Regions from separate parts of the Homo sapiens genome. Here region 1 is linked to region 2. Evidence: chromatin contacts called from ENCODE Hi-C or POLR2A ChIA-PET data. All regions are on one chromosome and are shown on one strand. The core of a region is the stretch at or near the end of the contact, and the rest is flanking DNA. Distances in the headings are between cores, read along the strand shown.

Region 1 (3,873 bases), core at 1,338-3,837, 98 kb before region 2:
TGTTAGAAATTCCATAAATAAAAACTCATTTTTTTTTTTGAGACAGTCTCACTCTGTCGCCCGGGCTGGAGTGCATTAGCACAATCTTGGCTCACTGCAACCTGTCCCCACACTCAAGCAATCTTCCCACCTCAGCCTCCCAAGTAGCTGGGATCAAAGATGCGTGCCACCACACTCGACTAATTTTTTTGTATTTTTGGTAGAGATGGGGTTTCACTATGTTGCCCAGGCTGGTCTTGAACTCCTGAGCTCAAGCAATCCACCTGCCTCAGCCTCCTAAGCGCTGGGAATACAGGCATGAGCCACCGCGCCTGGCCATAAAAACTTTTAAGATGAATTAAAAATGCATGTATGTTAAATATTCTACTCAGAAGGGTAGGAAATGAAAAGCAAAAAACATAAGGAAAATACATTAAGTCATACCCAAACTTACAAAGTAATGAATTAAACCAGGAGAACTAATTACAGATCTTGGAACCAAAATTTAGGGAAGAAAAAAACAAATTGCAAGGTAATAAAAAAAAAAAAAATGCTGGGCAGAGAGAAAGGGGAGACTAGAGGAGAGAAAACCATACTGAAAATGAGAATAGAGAAGTAACTACAGACACAGAAAAATCTAAAAGAATAAGACAATGTTTGGTACAATGCACAACAAATACATTTGTCACCTTGGATGAAATGGACGTTTTTCTAAGAAAATTAAAACTTTCAAATTTGACCCCAGAATCTTCAAAAAGATAAATCCTATCATAAAACAAATCATTTCAATGCTACTGAATTATTTGAAGATGAAATCATTCTAAATTTTTTGTAAAACCATCACAAGAAAAACCAAAATCCAAAGAGCATACACATACACACGAATGCAAGTAATTTTATGAATAGATGAAACCATCTTAAATGTTAGCAAATAAAATCCATCACATTAAAAGAATAATCCACCATGACCAACTGGAGACGGTTCTTCATCATAAGACTAGAACAATACTAGAAAATCTACTAAGATAATAATAATGTCTAATGTTATCTAAAGCCTTTGGCATCTCTGGAGACAGTATTTTTTTCCTTCAAAAATCTCTTGCTAGCAGTAAATACAACAACAAAAATTATAGCTGGATCTTCTTCTTTTTTTAGTAACAAGACAAGCTGTTTCTAAAGCTCATATGGGAAAAAGAGGCATGTGAGATAACTCAGAAAAACTATAAAAAGGAGTGAAAAAAATAAGACAGCCTACCAAAAAATAGGTACTAAAAAGCTATAGTAATTTAAAAAGGTACTACAATAAATCCATCTTTCCATAGAGAAAAGATGGTGGAGAAATGGGATTCCTATGTTAGCCCTTAATAGCAGCTAAATCAAAGATACAAATGTAAAATAATGAATCTGACACAGATATGAGAAAAAATAATATTTTTTCAAAAATTATCTTGTAGTGGAGCATAACTTTCCAAAACCCTTAAGAAAAAAAGCTAATAAATCTGAATATATACAAATTCAAAATCTATCTTCTAACAAATGACCTGACACACTAGAAATCAGAAAGTGTTTTCCATGCATATAACAATTTTATGACTAATTTCCTTAGTATATAAATATGCATATGTGGATCCACACATATACATACACATACACACACACATACACAGACACATACACCTTAAAAAATCATGAAATGAGAGATAAACCAGCAGAAAAATGGGCAGATTAAGAATAGACAGGAAGAAAAATATAGCTTTATATATAAGAAATATAAATAAATGAAAAAACATTTTCCAATTATCAGGTTGGTATAATAACAAAAGAAATAATACCCCTATCTATAAGAATTTGGGCAGAAATGCTCATAAACTAGTGGGAGGGAAATCAATTTCTATTAAGGGCAATTAGGCAATATCTATCCAAAACTTTCAAGTATATAAACTCAATTTCTAGAAATGTAGGATGCTCATTTATTATTAGCAATAACAACTGGAACACTTAAAATGTTCATCAATAGAGGCTGTTTAAATAAATTATGGTACAATCATATTACAGAATTCTAGGTAGCTGTTAAGAAAGAATGACATTGATCTGTATATGGCAGCAAAGTTCTGCAAAATGCTTTATTAAGTGATACATATATAAGTGTTACAGTATATTCTCCATTTGTATAAAAATGTATACGTACATTCACATATGTGTAACATGCTAGGGAAACCTTTGGAAGAATAAAGAAGAAACAGTGTATTTACAGTGGCTTCCTCTAAGGAACAAGATTGTGGGACCATATTAGGAGACAGACTCAATTTTTACTTAAAAGCCTTGCCTACGTTTATGTGCCAGACATATTCTGAGTTGGGAATACAGCAATGAATACACAAAATTCCTGTATTTGTAGAACTTACATGGAAGAGGGGTGGAGGGAGAGCAGAGAGAAAACATAACAAAAACAAGTGTATATACAACAAACACAGAGGATACAAGTGCTGTGAAGAATAAAGCACAGTTACAACAGAAAGTCTATGTATGTGTGGGAGAGGAATTATGACTTCACATGGGGTGGTAATAAAGGGAGAACGGTGAACTATGGGTGCATATGAAAGTTCCCCTACCCCATGATTGAGAGTAAAGTGATATCGAAACTGCAATTCAAACAGTGATTAGCCAGGAGGGAAGGGGGAGAGAAAAAAGGCAAGCACTATAGAAGGAGAGGAAACTCAGGTAGGTGTTCTTGGGTAGGTCTGGGTAAACAGGTACAAAACAGAAATGAGTTCATAAAAGGGCTCAGGAAATAAAAGGATTTAGATAGGGAGACAGAAAATTAGATCTTTAGTTTAGAAAACTTATTCTGGCCGAAATAAACTGAAAAGTCAAGAAACCAGTTAGATGTTTAGGTAATTCTGCTAAAAGCTAATGGCCTTTAAGAGGAAAAGTAACAGTAAATAAAATAATGAAAACAAAAGTAACAATAAAGATGTAACAATAAAGAGGAAAAGTAACAATAAAGAAGAAAATAATAAAGAGGAAAAATAACAATAAAGAGTAGTGGGCCAAAAAATGTACAGTTGATTCTCATTATTCACAGGTTCTACATTTGTGAATTCACCTAATCACAATTTACTTGTAATCCCAAAATCACTACTCACTTTTGCAATCACTTGTGGACATGTGCAGAGCAGCGAAAAATTTGAGTCATCCAACATGCAATTTCACAGAAGGTGACGTCGGCCTTTTTGATACAGCTCTCATACTGTAAACAAATGTCCTTTTCATGGTCTACTTAGTGTCGCATTTTTTCCAGTTTTGTACTTTTTGTTGGTAATTTTGTACTTTTTGTTGGTAATTTTTAAAATGGCCTGTAAGTGTAGTGCTTAGTATTCTAAACACAAGAAGGCTAGGATGTGCCTAACAAATAAAAGATATTAGATAAGGCATGACTTCCAGTGCTGTGGGCCATGAGTTCGGTGTTAATGAATCCATGCTATACACATCCATTAAATAAGGTGTCTTTAAATAGAGACACATATAAAACAATGTTATGTATTCACTGATTGATGAAAATGTTATGAGAGGCTCACAGGAACCTACCTCTGTATTTCTTGTAGGAGCAATGGTTCAGTATTCATTAATTCAGTGTTCGTAGTGACTATAAAACATAACTACTGCAAATAACAAGAGTCGACTATATATGTATGCATATTATGTGCACACACACATACATTTACTTATTTATAAGGTGGGAATAACAGGAATGGTAATCAATTATGAGTAGCAGGTGAAGAGAGATGAACCAAGGATGATACTAGATTCCTGATTTTGGTTAACTAGATGGTGACAGTAATAACAAAGACGGGAAACAGAAGAGAAGGTGGCACCTTGGATGAGGAAGACAAA
Region 2 (4,074 bases), core at 237-2,736:
AACACCACCAAAAGATCACACTAGCTCTCCAACAATGGATCCAAACCAAGAAGAAATCTCTGAATTGTCAGATAAAGAATTCAGAAGGTCGATTATTAAGCTACTCAATGATACATCAGAGAAAGGTGAAAACCAACTTAAAGAAATTTAGGCCAGGTGCGGTGGTTCACGTCTCTAATCCCAGCACTTTGGGAGGCTGAGGTGGGCAAATCACCTGAGGTCAGGAGTTTGAGACCAGCCTGACCAACATGGAGAAACACCGACTCTACTAAAAATACAAAATTAGCTGGGCGTAGTGGCGCATGCTTGTAATTCCAGCTACTTGGGAGGCTGAGGCAGGAGAATCACTTGAACCCAGGAGGCAGAGGTTGCGGTGAACTGAGATCATGCCTTTGCACACCAGCCCGGGCAACAAGAGCAGAACTCCTTCTCAAATAATAATAATAATAATAATAATAATAATAATAATAATAATGGCATTTGCAGCAACCTGGATGGAGTTGAAGACCATTATTCTAAGTGAAGTAACTCAGAAATGGCAAACCAAACATCATATGTTCTCACTCATATGTGGGAGCTAAGCTATGAGGACTTAAGGCATAAGAATGATAGAATGGATTCTAGGGACTTGGGGGGAAGGATGGGAGAGGGGTAGGGGATAAAAGACTACACATTGGGTACAGTGTCCACTGCTCAGGTGATGGGTGCACCAAAATCTCAGAAATCACCACTAAAGAACTTATCCATGTAACCAAACACCACCTGTCCCCCAAAATTATTGAAATAATAAAAAATTTTTTAAAAATTTAAAAAAGAACTGAGTGCTTAACAGACAGACGATTGTGCTGCATGGAAGCCAAGGAATTCAATCCATTATGAGAGTGTTTATTTCTGGATTTATTAAGTTAAGGTGTCAGTTCTGACCATTATCCTTTATACAGAAGTTGCTTGGAAGTGGATCAAATAAGAAAGCAGAGAAAAAGAAAAAAAAAGTCCTGAAAGAACCCTAAATTAAATTAGAGGGTGATTATAATGGAAATATTAGATCTTTTATTTTATAATCACACATTATCTTTATCACAAAATATGAATTCTCGAGCCTTGTGAGTAACTTAGCATGTGTTGACCAAAGAGGGTTAGAAACCATTCCAGGAACAATTACCTGGAACAAAGAACTGAGCTTGTAGTAGCCCAGGGTGGCAGGGTGGGGGTTACTATACACATGTTCTATGAGGAGGGAGGCATAGAGAGATGAAGTGGAAAGAAATAAAGTAAAAAGCATCTTTTATATTTGTAAGTGGCTGATTTTTCTTTCCAAATTTCACTGCCAGCACTAAATTTACTATAAGCCAAGACTTCAAAGTCAACCTTAATTGTTTTAAAGAGAATGAAAAAGAAACAGGAAGAGAAATGACATCTTTTCACATCCTGAACAAGCCAGTTTTGACATTGATAGGGAAAGGGGGTTGATTCATAATAGGTCAGATGTGATGGGAAGCCAATAGTGAGACATTAGTTCCATTTGTGGTTTGGCTGTGAACTGCCAGGCTGCAGAGTGTGAGAGTGAGCCGCAGGCCCCGATTCTCGCCTTTTCCTCTTGTAATATAAAATGTCCTCATCTGTGGGACAAAAGTAGATGCATTTTAAAAACAGGGTTAAGAGTTTAAGGGAAGAAGGATATACATGCATCTCTTTATGTCTGAGAACAAGGAAAGTTACACCCATCATTGGAAGGCCTTTCTGAGAAGGTGACATTTGAGTTGAGCTCCAAATGACCAAAAAAAAAAAAAAAAAAGATATTTGAAGATCTCAAGGACAGTGTAGGAGACAGAGAGACCAGGCAGAGCCAAAAACAAATATGTCCCTCAAACACATACAAAAAAACTTTGCTGAGGGAGCAGCAACTAGTTTCTAGGTTTGAGAATATCTAGAAGAATCCAGGCTCCAACAATACAGCTCAGATTGTTCCTGTGGCTGTGAAGCCACAGCTGCCGTAGCCGCTGTAGCTAAAGAGGAAGGAGCCACCATGTAGGGCTGTGACTGACAGAGACCACTGGACCTGCACACTGGCTTGACTGGCCTTGTGGAGATTCTGGTTTTCCTAGCAGCTGCCCAGAGGGCCAGCTAATGCAGCTCTTACAGGTGGTGGAGTTCCAACTCCATAGGTCTACTTTGACCTATGAAAGAAAGGAGACAGGAAGGAGCCGACAGATGAATAGCTTGCTCTTCCTCCTTTCTGAGGGCCTGTTTCTAGATGTTTTCATACAGCCTTGGAGCAGTTCTGTGAGACCAAGTGATCAGGAAGACGGGCCAGCAGCGCAATGCACCCTCTGTATTTGCTCTCCCTCCTCTCCTGTCTTACATTCCTTTTCCCCTCTCTTGCCTCCTGGGATTGCACTCCCTAATAAAAAATTAACACAGAAGCTTTTGCCTTAGGCAGTTTTCCAAGGAACCTATTCAAAGACACATGCATTAATTCATTTCATCCTCACAGAAAGCTCATGAGGCAGGTACTCCTTTTTTGTTTTTTTTGTTTTGTTTTTTTTTTTGAGACAGAGTCTCAAGCCCACACGGTCGCCCAGGCTGGAGTGTAATGGCGCAATCTCACCTCACTGCAACCTCCACCTCCAGGTTCACACGATTCTCCTGCCTCAGCCTCTCGAGTAGCTGGGATTACAGGCAAAAACACCACCATACCCAGCTAATTTTTTGTATTTTTATTAGAGACAGGGTTTCACTATGTTGGCCAGATTGGTCTCAAACTCCTGACCTCATGATCCACCCGCCTCAGCCTCCCAAAGTGCTGGGATTACAGGCATGTAATCTGAGACAGGTACTCTTAATATCCCCATGATATAGGGAAAGAAACTTAGCACAACAGTTGTGCAACTTACCCAGAGTCCTGCAAGTGCTAAGTGGGCCAGCTGAACTGCAAACCCAGGTGATCTAGCTCCATAGCCTCTATATTGTACATCATGTAGACTCAGGCCACTCTCACAGTATAGGGGCTACATTCAAGATGGTCCTGCAGATGCTTTGACTTCGTAAATGAGCCTAGTATTCTCAGGGAGTGCTGCCCGCCTGTCCCTACCTTTTGGGAGAAAGGTCATGAAGTAAATTGTTATGACTCCTTGGCCCACATCGCTGGACTCGTTGCATTGGAAGGGACCTGGCCTGCATAAGTGTCGAATCTCTATCAGTGGTACCATTAACCTCTTAACAAACATCTATTCTGTGTGGAGTACTGTTTCAGGTTCTAAGCATTTCAACTAATCAGAGATGGCCATGATACTTACCCTCGAGAGTTAGGGAAACAGCAAATACAGAAAAACAGGCTAGGGCTAGGCACAAAATTGTCTTGTGCACCAAATTTAAGGTTGTGGGGGGTGTGTCATAAAAAACAAAGTCATCCAGGGAAATAATATTCTAATGAATAATTTTAGAAATCTGAATTAACACACAAAAAATCATGATGAACAAAATATTAAAATTTTAAATGCAGGTAAGATCAGTATCAGTGCCTTCCCAAACCATATTGGAGCCTGAGGCAAAAAGAATAATCAGAGGTACCCACTCCTCTCCCTAGTCCCGCCCTGTAGGAAGGAATCAATAATTCAAGATGCATATGTCCATTTCTTTGGCCCTCAGGGCCACACTCAATCCCAGAATAGAATCAAGACTCTCTTTTAATAACTTCAGTATTAAACTTCATTCGGATGCTTTATATAGCACTAAAATGGACAATTACCATCCATTCCCAGCATGATACTCTCCCACAGCCATCGTGTGGGCATAAAATAATATTCAGAATTGAAATAATCTAATTAACCTTATCTTTAAAAATGGGATAAACCACTATTTTCTTATCGATTTTTAAAAATCTTTGAGTTAAATAAGAAGTAGGATTACAGGTGACTGAAAATGTCAAGATTCAGTAATATTCTGTAAATGAGGAAACTGAAAATAGAATATAAGCACTAGCTTATATCTTTATTTTTATCCTATTATGATAAGTGATAACAATATAACTATATGCAATAATTTAAATTTTGAAATTCCCAAACTAAATGTAAA

What was found. Hi-C counts contacts between places; a loop is a spot of excess contacts on that map. ChIA-PET counts read pairs that join two places held with the same protein, here RNA polymerase II (POLR2A). Pooled maps may share reads with other maps.
Region 1: a pooled map shows a loop between it and region 2 (4-fold over the local background). The contact joins two enhancer-like sites. A Hi-C loop is called at or near these places in 3 of 37 single-sample maps with no recorded cell type and 11 of 50 pooled maps. POLR2A ChIA-PET finds 5 or more read pairs at or near these places in 10 of 52 experiments (CD4-positive, alpha-beta memory T cell, OCI-LY7, T-cell and 6 more).

The regions. Positions count from the first base shown.
Region 1 is chr6:135,027,749-135,031,621 of GRCh38, forward strand. The region is part of intron 4 of HBS1L (HBS1 like translational GTPase); the gene reads right to left. Among named protein-coding and RNA genes, the nearest start is that of HBS1L, 25 kb to the right of the region's middle. RefSeq lists an enhancer at 2,616-2,675. Within about 2 kb of position 2,588, at least 3 of the 41 ENCODE cell types and tissues checked have a DNase peak (open chromatin) inside an H3K27ac peak, as active enhancers do.
Region 2 is chr6:135,127,230-135,131,303 of GRCh38, forward strand. No RefSeq gene overlaps it. Among named protein-coding and RNA genes, the nearest start is that of MYB, 52 kb to the right of the region's middle. Within about 2 kb of position 1,487, at least 3 of the 41 ENCODE cell types and tissues checked have a DNase peak (open chromatin) inside an H3K27ac peak, as active enhancers do.